4 separate regions of the Homo sapiens genome follow, and regions 1, 2 and 3 are each linked to region 4. The links are chromatin contacts, found by Hi-C or POLR2A ChIA-PET in ENCODE. All regions are on one chromosome and are shown on one strand. The core of a region is the stretch at or near the end of the contact, and the rest is flanking DNA. Distances in the headings are between cores, read along the strand shown. Region 1 overlaps CYP1B1-AS1 (CYP1B1 antisense RNA 1). Region 2 has its middle 41 kb from the start of CDC42EP3. Region 3 holds the start of CYP1B1-AS1 (CYP1B1 antisense RNA 1). Region 4 holds the start of RMDN2 (regulator of microtubule dynamics 2).

The links. Hi-C counts contacts between places; a loop is a spot of excess contacts on that map. ChIA-PET counts read pairs that join two places held with the same protein, here RNA polymerase II (POLR2A). Pooled maps may share reads with other maps.
Region 1: a loop to region 4 is called in a map of endothelial cell of hepatic sinusoid, with 5 times the contacts of the local background. The contact joins the enhancer-like site here to the promoter of RMDN2 in region 4. A Hi-C loop is called at or near these places in 1 of 168 maps with a recorded cell type or tissue (endothelial cell of hepatic sinusoid), 9 of 37 single-sample maps with no recorded cell type and 5 of 50 pooled maps. POLR2A ChIA-PET finds 5 or more read pairs at or near these places in 1 of 52 experiments (activated naive CD4-positive, alpha-beta T cell).
Region 2: a loop to region 4 is called in a pooled map, with 2.3 times the contacts of the local background. The contact joins the enhancer-like site here to the promoter of RMDN2 in region 4. A Hi-C loop is called at or near these places in 1 of 37 single-sample maps with no recorded cell type and 1 of 50 pooled maps. POLR2A ChIA-PET finds 5 or more read pairs at or near these places in 1 of 52 experiments (activated CD4-positive, alpha-beta T cell).
Region 3: a pooled map shows a loop between it and region 4 (2.1-fold over the local background). The contact joins the promoter of CYP1B1-AS1 here to the promoter of RMDN2 in region 4. A Hi-C loop is called at or near these places in 2 of 37 single-sample maps with no recorded cell type and 4 of 50 pooled maps. POLR2A ChIA-PET finds 5 or more read pairs at or near these places in 1 of 52 experiments (PC-9).

The regions. Positions count from the first base shown.
Region 1 is chr2:38,176,363-38,179,897 of GRCh38, forward strand. All of the region lies in intron 2 of CYP1B1-AS1 (CYP1B1 antisense RNA 1), which reads left to right. Among named protein-coding and RNA genes, the nearest start is that of CYP1B1-AS1, 47 kb to the left of the region's middle. Within about 2 kb of position 1,980, at least 16 of the 41 ENCODE cell types and tissues checked have a DNase peak (open chromatin) inside an H3K27ac peak, as active enhancers do.
Region 2 is chr2:37,710,689-37,713,852 of GRCh38, forward strand. No RefSeq gene overlaps it. Among named protein-coding and RNA genes, the nearest start is that of CDC42EP3, 41 kb to the left of the region's middle. Within about 2 kb of position 1,308, at least 3 of the 41 ENCODE cell types and tissues checked have a DNase peak (open chromatin) inside an H3K27ac peak, as active enhancers do.
Region 3 is chr2:38,129,648-38,132,772 of GRCh38, forward strand. CYP1B1-AS1 (CYP1B1 antisense RNA 1) reads left to right here and starts at 1,458. Exons shown (of 3, transcript NR_027252.1): 1 at 1,458-1,543; 2 at 1,864-1,967. All of the region lies in intron 2 of LOC107985871 (a long non-coding RNA gene), which reads right to left.
Region 4 is chr2:37,923,931-37,927,248 of GRCh38, forward strand. RMDN2 (regulator of microtubule dynamics 2) reads left to right here and starts at 1,357. Exons shown (of 11, transcript NM_001170791.3): 1 at 1,357-1,495. RefSeq lists a silencer at 1,172-1,411.

The DNA of each region.
Region 1 (3,535 bases), core at 730-3,229, 250 kb after region 4:
TCTCACCTCAGCCAAGTATCTGGAACTGCAGGTGTGCCTCACCACTCCTGGCTGTCTAACTAAAATTATGAAGGGCAACCCATTATCTCTTTACTTTCTCTTGCCCCAGAATAAGACAAGAATGCCGAGGCCTGGTCAGTATCCCAGGGTACCACCGCCAGTGCTGGCCAGAGCAGGCTCTGAGAGGCTAACACAGGCCACAGAGCCTAGGGCCTTGTTTTGGAGGGTGAGGTGAGGCTTAAAGCTGGTAGGATAGGCGCCCTCTGAGATTCGCCATCTGAGAAGTCAGTCAGTTCTTTATTAAACCATTCTAAACAACAGAAAGTGCAGTGGGTGGGCAAGATTCCACTGCTGAATTCTTCAGCAGGCCCTGCAAATGAATGACATGGTGTCAATGGGAGGGAAAGTGAAGCAATAAACACAGATGGTGTTTGTGCAATCTCATCTGGGTCAAGGAAATCACCTCATCACTCTTCTTTGATGGGCAGATTCCTATCTCTTAGTTTACCATTTTCCTTACTAATTCCCTCAGCTCCATCCAATGTGCATTCTTGTGTCAAATTGCATGTTCATGAGTATATTACATGTTCCTGTTGTGAGTATGCAGGGGTTACCATGGGATGACCCCTGTGCTATGAACTTGGAACCTCAAGAAATTAGATTGCCTTTTAAGAATGAATCAGAGAAGAAATACAGGAAACCACTTTAAATAACAAATGTGTTCCTAGGATAGCAAGATTTGACTGGACCCTGACTGACGAGATTACTATACCTAAAGAAAGAACGCATTCGTGAGAAGGAGAGTTCTGCTCAGTTATGAACAAAGCAACTGCATTCAATAAATATTTGTTGAGTACCTACTGTGTTCCAGCAGAGAGCTCGCATTCTAGCTGGGGAGACAGAAAACAAATAAGTGCATTTATAATTGGATGTCTGCTTGTGATATGTGTGTATCCCAGGCAGAGGGTCCACAGAACAAACAACAGCATCTAGTGTGGCTCGGAGATGTGCTCACTCAAGTTCTATGCCAGATTTGAGAAGCCTGCTTGACTCTAACATCCCAAATCTGCATTTCCAGCACTTGGGTGACATTTTGACCTACCTAATAGCTCTCGGGTTGATTTCTCCTGTGTGACTTTCATGAAGACATACATAGAGGAAAAAAAGCACATATCAAAAGTACTCAGGTCAATGAATTTTCCAAAGTGAGCACACCTATGTAGCCAGCACCCCAAATCCCTCCTTATAGCCCCTTTTACCACCCTTACCACTGAAATGTAACCACTATCCTGAGACCAGCACCATAGGTTTGTTTTGCCTTTTTCTGAACTTTATATAGATGGAAATATACAGTTCATACTCAATACATGCTGCATAGATTCTTTGATTCAATATTACATCTGTGGGATATATTCATGTTGTTGTTTGTATTGGTGTTTTGTTCTTTTTTCATTGTCAGATTTCATGGTATCACTACATCACAGTGTATTTTATTTAAATGGACATCAGGGTTATTTCCACTATGCCACTATTCTTTTAACAAACTATTTTTCTGCAGGAATCTGTTAGAAGTGGCTTCTGATGTTTGCAACTAAGAATCCTGCCTGATCCACATTTGTTTTAATTCTAAATTTGTATTGGGTTACCTAGGTTTTGTATTGATTAAGAAATCAAGTGAAAATTTCGGGGTTTTTGTAGAAATTCTTCTTTTTAAACTACGCTTTTGAAGACATAGACATATTTTTCATGAGCTATTTGCCAACGAAGATCTGCTTACTCTGTTTCAACAGTGAAGCCTAATGATAAAAAATAACATTCCATGTAGATAAAAGCTGTGACTTCCCAGCTTAAATACAGCACTTTCTGGAACTACAGCTATAACTTGTGTTCTCTTAGGTTGCTAAACAAGTTGGTTAGGAGCTTTTCTCCTCAGGGTTCAACCACATGACTGCTTCTGGGCAGTTCGAGTGGTTTTCATCCTCATTGCACAATAGCAGAGGTTTTGAGGTTGTGTTTTTCTCCACATTGCCCATTTCCCTGGCGGCCACTCTCAGGAGCTGTGAAGAGCTCAATTTAAAGACAGTCATATCAGTTATTCATCAATTACTGGGATCTTTTCATTTTTTAAGCATATCATATCAACACCCCTTTTGTAGGACTATAGCCTGTCTGAGCGGGGCTGTAGGAGAGAAGGGTATACCTCTCTGTCATTACATCATTTTCTTCTTTGTCCGGGCCATATCAATTGCCAATGCCTCATTCAAGGCCTGACTTTTGAGCAATGAGATGGACCAGCCAGCAGTCATTCCTCTCAGTGACTCAAGGAGACTGACATTTGTAATAACAAGGAGTTACTGAGCACTTGGTATGTATGCCAAGATTCTTAGTATGGACACCAGGGATCTGCAGAGCAAGCATGTCCATTTCATTAAAACCAATCTCTCCACTCGTGCTCTGGATACCATCCCCTTGTCCTTCCCAAAGACTTTCCTCCTGCAATAAACCCTTCTCTCCCTAACATGATCAATTTCTCTCTCCCTCCTGGATCATTTCCATGAGAAGGCAGATGTGTTCTGGTGCCTACTTTCCAAAAAAAAACATTCTCTCACATCATTGCTCCCTCCAGACACAATCCTATTTCTCAACTCTTTCACAGCATGCCTTCCTGCAAAGAATTGTCTGTAGTCACTGCTCCACTTCCTCACCTCCTTTTCTTAGCTCAGCCAACTCTGGTTAACTTCCTTCTCTCCATGCCCCTGAATCTGTTCATTTCAAGGTCATGAATAACCTCTTTTGCCAAACGCAGTGGCCACCACTGTGTCTTCATCTTATTCAACTTTCGAAAATATTTGACATAGTTGATCACTTCCTCATTCTTAAAGCTGTCTCCTCTCCCAGTTTCCATGACACCACTTTCTCCCCTTTTCCTCTGACCTCACTGGCTGCATTGTCTCAGGCCTTTTTGCTCGTTTCTCTTTCTCTGATCTCTCCTGGAATGACTCCAGGCTCTGTCCCAGATCTTCTTGTACTGTCCATCTATAAGCTCTTTGTAAGTGACTCATTCAGTCTCATGTCTCTAAATACCATCTACATACCGATGGCTCTCAAAATTAAAATTTCTGATCTTGATTTATCTGACCTATCCCCTAAGGTCAAGTTCTTATATCCTACTGACTTCTCTATATCACTACATGGGTGTCTAAGAAGTTTCTCAAATGTAGTATAGACAAAGGTCTTGGTTTCCCAATGTCCATCTTTGCCTCTCTCTGTTCTCCCTAGTAAACAGCAGCAATTTTCACCCATTGAAGGCAAACATTTAGAAGTCATCCTTAAGTTCTCTCTCCCTCACTTTCCCAAACGAATCATCGGCAAGTCCCGTTGGCAACAGTTTCATGTCAAGAGTTAATTTTAAGAATCTTTTATTCAATTTAAACTGACAATTTTTAAAAGTTTGGAAAGTGGGAGAGAAAACACCCATGTTTTCTCATAATCTTCATAATTATCATTTTAATAGCACATGCTGTATCATTGAGTA
Region 2 (3,164 bases), core at 58-2,557, 210 kb before region 4:
TTCCTCGGGCTTCCGTTTCCTCATTTGTAAAATGAAATGACTTTGCAGGGCTACGGTGAGAAAATACATATGTGTGGGAAGATAGCCTATCAATGTAAGTGTATAAATATCTCTAAAAAATCTCTCTATATACAGATAGCAGTATTTATCTCCATATCTGTATTTATATCACATAGTCAGCACTCAATGGCTAGATGCATTGGTTATTATTGTTGTCTCGAGGTAAGATAGGCTTAGAGTTTTAGTGGTAGGCTGAGTAATGATCCCCCAAAGATGTTCGCATCCTAAAGCTTGGAACCTATGAATCTTGCCATATGTGACAAAAGAGGGTCTGCAGATGTGATCAAGTTGAAGATCTTGAGATGGGGAGATTACACTGAATAATCTGAGTAGATTCGATGCAAACCCAAGGGTCCTCATAAGTAGGATGCAGGAGTCAGAGTCAGACAGGAGGAGGCGTGATGACAGAAGAGAGGGACAGAGAGAAAGAGATTTGCGGATGGTGACTCTGAAGATGGAGGAGGGGGCCATGAACCTGTTGGAGCTTCCCCCACAACAACTTCTCTCTGGGGGTTCATCTGTTGAGAGTCACAATCGCAATCTTATAGGAGCTGGAGCTTTGCAGGGAGACCCTGAAGACACCCAGAGGGAGGCTCCCCAGTGCTGTCTTTGGAGACTTGCAGGCAGGTGCCTTGTCCTCTCTATCACCAGCAAGTAAACTGCAACTGGCCCTGCACCTCCTTTTGAGATGACTTGGGATTTGATGGGAGCTCAGGGAGCCAAGGAAGGCAAAGAGAAGCAGGAGCCCCGCCACACACATTGCAAGTGGTGGATTGCTGGCTGTGGTTTTCCTGGAAGGCTCTTAAATGGCTTTCAGGACATTCTTTGTTGGGGCCCTACATTCTTTAGCAGGGCTATCATGACTTAAGGGGTGTGGCCAGCAAGCCACATCCTCAGGGTGTTTTGTGGGCTGCTCTGCAGTGTGGCATAGGGACCCTGGCTTGAGAGACCTGCTGCTCTTTAAATCTATTACTCAGGAAGTGTTTGGCCTTTTTCTGCTTATTCTGGTGAAAACATATCTCCAGTTTCCCACTGTGAAAAAGACTTTGTCCTAAAGTTTTGGGGAACTGTTATTTAGAGTCCTTACACCTGCTAAGATATCTCCCCAAGTCCCAAAGGCCAAAAATAAAAGGCAACTTTCTACCCCAAGCCACCATAGTGGCTGCACTATGGTCAGACAAGTGGTCATCATCCTGGTCTGTAACATCTTGCTCACTCCTCTGTGCTCCCATATACAGTCATAGTGTATAGCTGCATTAAAGCACTTGTTTCAACATTTTGAAATTGTGCTTTCCCCATCACTTAGAATCCATGCATTCTTCAGTGCTGGGATCACATCTTATAGAGCTTGGTATTCCCAGATATTAGTATGGTGCTTGTCACGTAAGTTATTAATAAATGTTTCTTAGATGAGCAAACTTTACCTCTGTGGTAATTTGTGTAGCTGCTATCCACTCGATGTAGTTGCTTTTCAAAAAACTGAGGTATAATTTACATACAATCTACCAGAAAGTGTTAAGTATTCAGTTCAATTATTTTGACAGTTGAATATATCATGACAATTGACTACACCAAAACAAGAGGCAACCACTGTTTATGTCTTTTTTTAACCAGAGATTAATTTTGCCTAGTTTTGGACTTTATAGAATTGGTTTATATATTATACACATTTTGTGCAGCTTCTTTCACTTAGCATAACTGGAAGTCTCAAGTTTTATTCATACTGTTACATCATCAGTAATTTTTTTCTTTTTCCTTTTTTTTTTTTTTTTGAGATGGAGTTTCGCTCTTGTTGCCCAGGCTGGAGTGCAGTGGTGCAATCTCGGCTCACCACAACCTCTGCCTCCTGGGTTCAAGTGATTCTCCTGCCTCAGCCTCCCAAGTAGCTGGGATTACAGGCATGCACCACCACGCCCAGCTAATTTTGTATTTTTAGTAGAGATGGGGTTTCACCATGTTGGTCAGGCTGGTCTTGAACTCCCGACCTCAGGTGATCGGCCCGCCTTCGCCTCCCAAAATGCTGGGATTACAGGCGTGAGCCACTGTGCCTGGCCAGTAATTTTTTCTTTTTCTTTTTGACTAATATATATCTATTGACTAATACATATCTATTTCTTTTTGACTAATATTCAATTTATGAATATGCCAGAGTATGTTCATCCACCCTCATATTGATGAACATTTGGGTTGTTTCCAGTTTGGGCTGTTATGGAAAAGCTTCTTTGAGTATTCTTGTACAGTTCTTCTTGTGGACATATGTTTTCATTTCTTTTGAGAGATATTGAGGGTGGAATTGCTGGTTGTAGGATACATGAAGAAGTTAACTTTATAAAAATCTGACAAACTATTTTCCTAAGTGGCCGTACCATTTGCATTCCTACCAACAGTGTTTGAGAGTTCCATTTCTCCACATCCACATCAACTTTTGGTATTGTCTTATCTTTACATCTGAGCCATTTTAATAGGTGCAAAATGGCATCTCATGGTGGTTTTAATTTCCATATCAGTGATGATTAATGATGTGGAAAACACTTTCATGTGCCTATTCCTTGTTCTTATACTGTAGTACCCACTAATCCCTGGGGGATTCATTCTAAGAACCCCAGTGGCCGCCTGGAACCAAGTATATTACTGAACTCTGTATGTACTATTTTTTAAAAATCTGATAACTAAGGCAGCTACTGACTAAGGGGTGGGTAGCACAGACTGTGGATATGCTGGACAAAGGGATGATTCAGCTCCCTGGTGGAACAGAGCAGGATGGCTCAAGATTTCATCACGCTACTCAGAATAGTGGACGATTTTAAACCACAAATTGTTTATTTCTGACATTTTCCATTTAGTATTTTCTGACTGTGGTTTACTGTAGGTAACTGAAACTGGAAAGTGAAACCAAGGATAAAGGGAGGGACTACTCTATGTATCTTTTTTTGTGAAATGACAGCTTCAATCTTTTGCCCATTAAAAAAATTAAATTGTCATATTATTGATTTGAAAGAGTTCTTTATATACAATGCATACATGCCCTTTGTCAGATATATGTACTGATTTGCATATTCATTTTCTTAATGGTATCTTTTGGTACACAGAAATTTTTGTTTTAA
Region 3 (3,125 bases), core at 208-2,707, 210 kb after region 4:
GCCCACAGAATCTTGTGAGTCTAGCACTCACAGATAAAAAAACACCCTCAGGCTTTCTGTGTCCCAACTCCAAGTTCTAGATAAAGATGTCTGATTGGTTAAAGTGGGTCATGTTTAAAGTGGGTCTACTCCCAATTCAGTTATTGGTGGCCAGGGCCATGAGCCACATGGTTGCCCCTTGGGGCAGTGGGCAAGGTAAAGTTCACAAGATGTGGTGGGGAGGAAATGACCACTGTAACTCTGTGGTCCAGTTCCCACACCCATATTGTGATTTTTGCTCCCCTTCAAGTTTGCCCTTGATGTTGTCTGTAACTGAATTCTGTTTTCTCCCATGGTTAGATTTATACCAGATCCAGGACCTTTTAGGGAGGGCTGTGGTCCTGTCCCCTTGGGGAGGCTCTGATCTAAGACTGCTCCCTCATGGAAATTAAGGAGAAGGGGAAAGCCTAGGCTACAGATGGAGAAGGATGAGTCATTCCAGCAGCCATGGCCAAGGGAACTCCTGGAGACGTAGGGACTGTTTATGTGGCCACTCACCATCATGCAGGCCCCCAATGGGGGTGAGGCAAGGAAGGACATAGAAAGACTGCTCAAGTGCATTTCTGGTTTTGCTTCCTACCGCAAACGACTCTTGTCATATGACTGGGGGAGTGTGGTGGTGGCAATAAGCAGAAAAATTTGAGTCTAAGAGTTGCTTTCTGAATTCTATTAGGGTCAATGTAGTCTAAAGAAGTTGACTTTTGAGGAAATAAATCTTTTCTGTTTTCTGCAGCCAGACTAAGGATTTAGTGGTGAATGGTAGGTGGGAACATAGTGGGACTCTGACTGCTCATACGGCCTCTGTGAGGCTCAATTCTTTTATCTCTAAAAGAGAGAACTGTCTACCTGGTAAGAGAAGATCTTTTGGGAGCCCACTAAACTCTAACATAATGTTATTATACAGTAAGTTCTCACTTAATGTCATCGACAGTTTCTTGGAAACTATAGCTTTAAGCAAAATGACATGTAACAAAAGCGTTTTTTTCTCATCAACGTTATAACAAAACGTTAAAGGAAGTGACATTATTTATGAACCTGCTGCATGTTGTTTTGCTTAAAGTTACAGATTCCAAGAACCTATCGATGACATTAAGTGAGGACTTACTGTACTAGTATCATTTATAACTTATAAAAATGACTTAATTAATATACCACAAAATATGCAGCTTTCATGTTAGAGACCAGATAAATATGAATATTTTGTTAAAATGTCTCTCTTCTCTACTTTACCAGTCTTCACCAACCTCCTCCCTCCAGAATATTCCTCAAGAATATAAAATGCCTCATCAACATGAGACAACAGCAGGAAGCACCCATTCGTAGTAATCCTCTGTATGGAGGAGGCTGTTACATAACCACAAAGGCACAAAGCTGCAGTTTTGAGAACATCTTCCCACGCCAGTTCTAAGCATTGACTTCAACTATGGTTGCTAACACAAGAATCGGCACTGGTGACTTTTGAGCCATCAATCATCCTTTCCTAACACATGAATCTTTTGGAAAAGTATGTGAGATTGGAGATTACCTGTGATGGTTTGGATTTAGATTTTGCCTCCAGGTTTAGGCAATGGTAAATAGGCAGGAGTTTAATAGGAACTAAGGTTATTTGATAATTCCTGGGCCACTGCAAATAGAAAGTGTTGGCAATTTTGTCTTTTGGGCTGCCTCTGATTGAAGGCACAGGCCTGTTTCATGAAGTTCTGAAACATGAACCGGCTGTATCTGCGTCAAAGTCAGTGGTAACCAGGTTAATAGCACTGACAACCATGTTCTTTTTACAGGAAACACAAACGTGAATCACTTGTTCTTACTTTTCTTTTACAGTGGTCTCAAATAGTCAAGACCCCCTGCTGGGAGGAGCTTCTATCCTGCTCTGTGGAAGAAATGGGCATGCCAGATGCCTGGAAGATCAGAGGCTCACATTCCAGGTGGGTCACCCTGGTTCTTCTCATCAGAATCAACTAGAGAGATGGGCTCCCTCTCCATCCCTACCCACGGGCATTGGTCAGGCTGAAAGCAAAGAAAGACAATCCATTGCCCCCAGGAGAACTGGTCTTACTCTAAATCAGTGGCCTGCAAACTGTTTATGTGGATGTCCGGATAGTACATTTTTTGCCTGTGTGGGCCTTCCAGTCTGTCTTAGTTACTCAACTCTGTGATTTTTGAGCAACCATTAGACAGTATGTAAATGAATGAGCATGGCCCCATCTGGCCCTCCACCCACAGGCCATAGTTTGCTGACTCCTGCAAGAGTAAAACCCTTTATGAACTAGAGAGTTCCAGGCTTGAACATGGGTCCAGAAAATATGGGAAGGCAAACCTCACACATTTGTGGTTGTGTGCCTCCTAAGTGCTTTGTGTCACTGTTGGCTTCCAATTCCTAGGAAGGGCCTTGGGCACCAACCGTATGTTGACCCAGGGAGAAAAGGACTTTTGGGAGTGAGAGTCAGAGAATGGGTACCACGTACCCTTCAGATCCCTCAGCTTTCAGATTGACACAGCAACAGATCATAGTCTCCTAAATTCTCTGGCTTAAAGCATGGAGCCACACTTATCCTGCCAGGCTGGGTCCCCAGTTCTTAGATGAGGCTAGCAGTAGCCATGAGGAGTGGGCATGTGGCTAGTACAAGAGAAGGAATGCTAGGTGGCACTTGGTCAGCAACTTTCCAATATCATGTTTCTTAATTGTATCACCAAATGTGTATTATCGTCCTGTCTTTTTTTTTTTTTAATTATTATACTTTAAGTTTTAGGGTACATGTGCACAACATGCAGGTTTGTTACATATATACACATGTGCCATGTTGGTGTGCTGTACCCATTAACTCGTCACTTAGCATTAGGTATATATCCTAATGCTATCCCTCCCCCCTCCCCACACCCCACAACAGTCCCCGGTGTGTGATGTTCCCCTTCCTGTGTCCATGTGTTCTCATTGTTCAATTCCCACCTATGAGTGAGAACATGGGGTGTTCGGTTTTCTGTCCTTGCAATAGTTTGCTGAGAATGATGGTTTCCAGTTTCATCCATGTCCCTACAAAGGACATGAACTCATTATTTTTTAGGGCTGCATAGTATTCCATGGT
Region 4 (3,318 bases), core at 107-2,606:
GTAGAGATGGTGTTTCATCATATTGGCCAGGCTGGTCACGAACTCCTGGCCTCAAGTGATCCGTCCGCCTCAGCCTCTCAAAGTGCTGGGCTTACAGTCGTGAGCCACTGCGCCCTGCTACAAATTACTTTTAATAAAATGACCATGGCCAGGCTTACTTATTCTTCAATGCGGCTTGCCTGAAGCTCAAAAAATCATCTTAAAGAGCCTATAGAATCCCTGAATCCCTATCCGTAAACAGTAGTATATGGATTGCAAAACAAGCCTTCTGGATTCTTCATGGCTTTATGGGTGTTGTCTGCTGTTGCTGTTTTGAGAAAGAGTGTACCCATTTTTAATTCTGCTCAATATATTGGTGGGAAGTTTAGAGATTAATGTTATGCAAACCTAAGCTTGAGGCAGTAATACTCAAGGTGCGGACAATACAGAAGCAGTGTATGTACTGTTTTGTTTTTGTTTTTGAGACGCTCTATCACCCAGGCTGGAGTGCGGTGGCGCGATCTCGCCTCACTGCAACCTCTGCCTCCGGGTTCAAACGATTCTCCTGCCTCATCCTCCCAAGTAGCTGGGATTACAGGCGTCCACCACCACGCCCGGCTAATTTTTTGTATTTTTAGTAGAGACAGGGGTTTCGCCACGTTGGCCATACTGGTCTCGAATTCCTGACCTCAGGTGATCCGCCTGCCTCAGCCTCCCAAAGTGCTGGGATTACAGGCGTGACCCACCGCGCCCGGCCCAGTTTTTAAGAGCGTATTTAGCAGAATTAGTTTCATTATACAAACCACAGAAAGCTGGGTAAAACCTTAAATGTCAGGCATCTGAAAAAACAGCGGCTTTCATCTAAAGGCAACTCGGAATGGCGGGGAGAAGGAAGAGGCTGTCAAAATTGCTCATTAAAAGAAAACGTGAGATAAAGCTATGAACACGGGGCTGCAGATATCAGTAATTAGTGCAAGGCGTCTGCCTTTAATTCAGTCGTGAGGAGTAAAGTGCAAGGTTGTGCCTAGAAAGGGCACAGAAAAAGGTTTAACTAGGGGAGAGGGAGTGGGTTTGAGAGCCGGAACGAAGCGAGCTGGCGGTGGGCGTGCGGAGTGGCAGCAACGCGAGAGGGAACGCGCTGGGGCTAGCGCGGAGGCCCAGAGCCCAGGCGGGGGAAAAGGTGCCGACCGGCTTCGAAGGGAGGCGACGGCCGAGACACACGGTCCGGCGCGAGCCAGGCGCCCCGCGACGTGCAATTTTATTTTGCAAAAGGTGCACCCAACGCCAGTCCCGGTAGAGTTGAACCCACCACGAGAGGGAGAGGGGGCGGGAGCGGGGGGCCGAGCGGCCGCGGGCTCCTCCCCCGGCGCCTCCGCTATCTGGGTCAGGACGCGACGGCCGCGGCGCGGGACCTTAGGACCCGCGGGCTCCAGGGCTACTGTCCGTCCGCCACTGCGCGCCAGCAGGTCCTGGTCTCCGCTCTCCAACAGCTGAAAGGCCGGCGCAGTGAACACAGGTGCGTGCGCAGTCTGGGAGGGGGCTGCTCAGCCGCTGGGGGCCGGACCGCGCCGGGGACTTGCGGAGGGAAGCGGAAATACTTGCGGTGGGGGCGACTGCACTTCCGGGTCGGTGTGTCCCTGGCGAAGCTTGAGCCTGCTAGCCAGCGGTGCTCTGCGTTCCCGGGGCTGGAGCAGCGGCCCATAGTGGCTTCCCGGGTTCATCCCTCGCTGACCCTGCGCCACGGAAGCCCTAGCCCCGGAGGTCGCTGGTATTTCCTCGCACGCGGACCCTTCTGGGGTGCGTGGGGAACAGGCAGTTTGCTGCCTCGGCCCGGCTGGTCCCTGCAAACCCCAAAGAATTTCAACAGAGACACTTGCTGGGCTCTCGCTCGGCTTTCAGCCTTGCGCAAACATTTTGTTTTTGTTTGTGTGGGGTTTTTTTTGCTCTCAGACTCCGTCTGTGCCTATTTCACACAAAAACGAAGGCCGGATTATCAGTGCTGCCAACATAGGGGAATGAGGCAAACACTTGGGAGCCCTAAATTTAAAATAAATTATAAAATACAAAAAAACCATGAAAACCTGATGAAATGAACAATAGAATTCACTTCGAAAGTACCAGGTTTTCCAGGACGCTGTAGGAAATCTGATCACTAGTTCAAGGTCTCAGTGCAATTCTCTTAGGAAACTTAAACCTCGGGCTTTTTTGTAATGTCTCTTTATCCTTGCAAAATTTGTCATACCTTCCCCGAGTTTATTAGAGTTATGCATTTTATATTTTTCTCCTCTAAGGGTCTGCTGATGAAGTTAATGAATATCTGTGCTAGATTTATGGTGAAAGCATTATAATTAATTTAGTAAAGCATAATTTCTACATCAAAAAATTAATTTTAAATAAAACTAGAACATGGAAATGAAATGTTTCTTCAGACATTTCTTCAGAAAACATTTCATATTCTATTTTCTTTAGAGTCAACATTTTGATGTCATTTTAGAATACTTGATTCTCATCTCAACCTTTAATATTACACAATAATACACATTAATTAAGTGCCATAATCTATATTAAAATGTCATTTTCCATTGTTATTTACTAGCACCTTACAAATTGAAACGTAACATAATACTTTGTATCTGATTATTAAAATATTAGAGTTTTAAAATCTGTTTGGTAAAGTTTTTAATTACTATATTTTTTTATACTACAAGTGTATACTATTAACATAATTAGAAGTATGAAAGCTAACAAGGCTGGAGGCAGTGGCCCATGCTGCTTATCCCAGCACTTTGAGAGGTGGAGGCAGGATTGCTTGGGCCCAGGAGTTCGGGACCAGCCTAGCAACATAGGGAGACTCACTCTCTACAAGTAATGTAAAAATTAGCCGGGCGTGGTTGCCCACGCTTGTGGTCCTAGCTACTAGGGAGGCTGAGGCAGGAGGATGACTTGAGCCCAAGTGGTCGAGGCTACAGTGAGCAGTGATTGTACCACTGCACTCCAGCCTAGGTGACAGAGCGAGACTCTAAAAAAAAAAAGCTATGTAAATGACTTCATACAACCTTTGAAATTATTCTGAAGGCAAGCAAGTACTCTGATGTATTTTGTACATTATTTTTAATGTGTCATTTTTCAAATTATCAGTGTTGAAGCACATTTGTTTTATGCTGTTATAAAACTCAAACATAGCTTGAACTGTTAGTCTTTAATTGTGTTTGTTTAAAACATCAGCTCCGTTGATTCTATTTTTTTCTAGTTAATTTTTGTGGTTCTGAAATAATATTTCAGCTTTGAGCATCTCTGTTCAGTCAGTACTCTCCTTCACCTCCTTGTTGATGCTTTCCA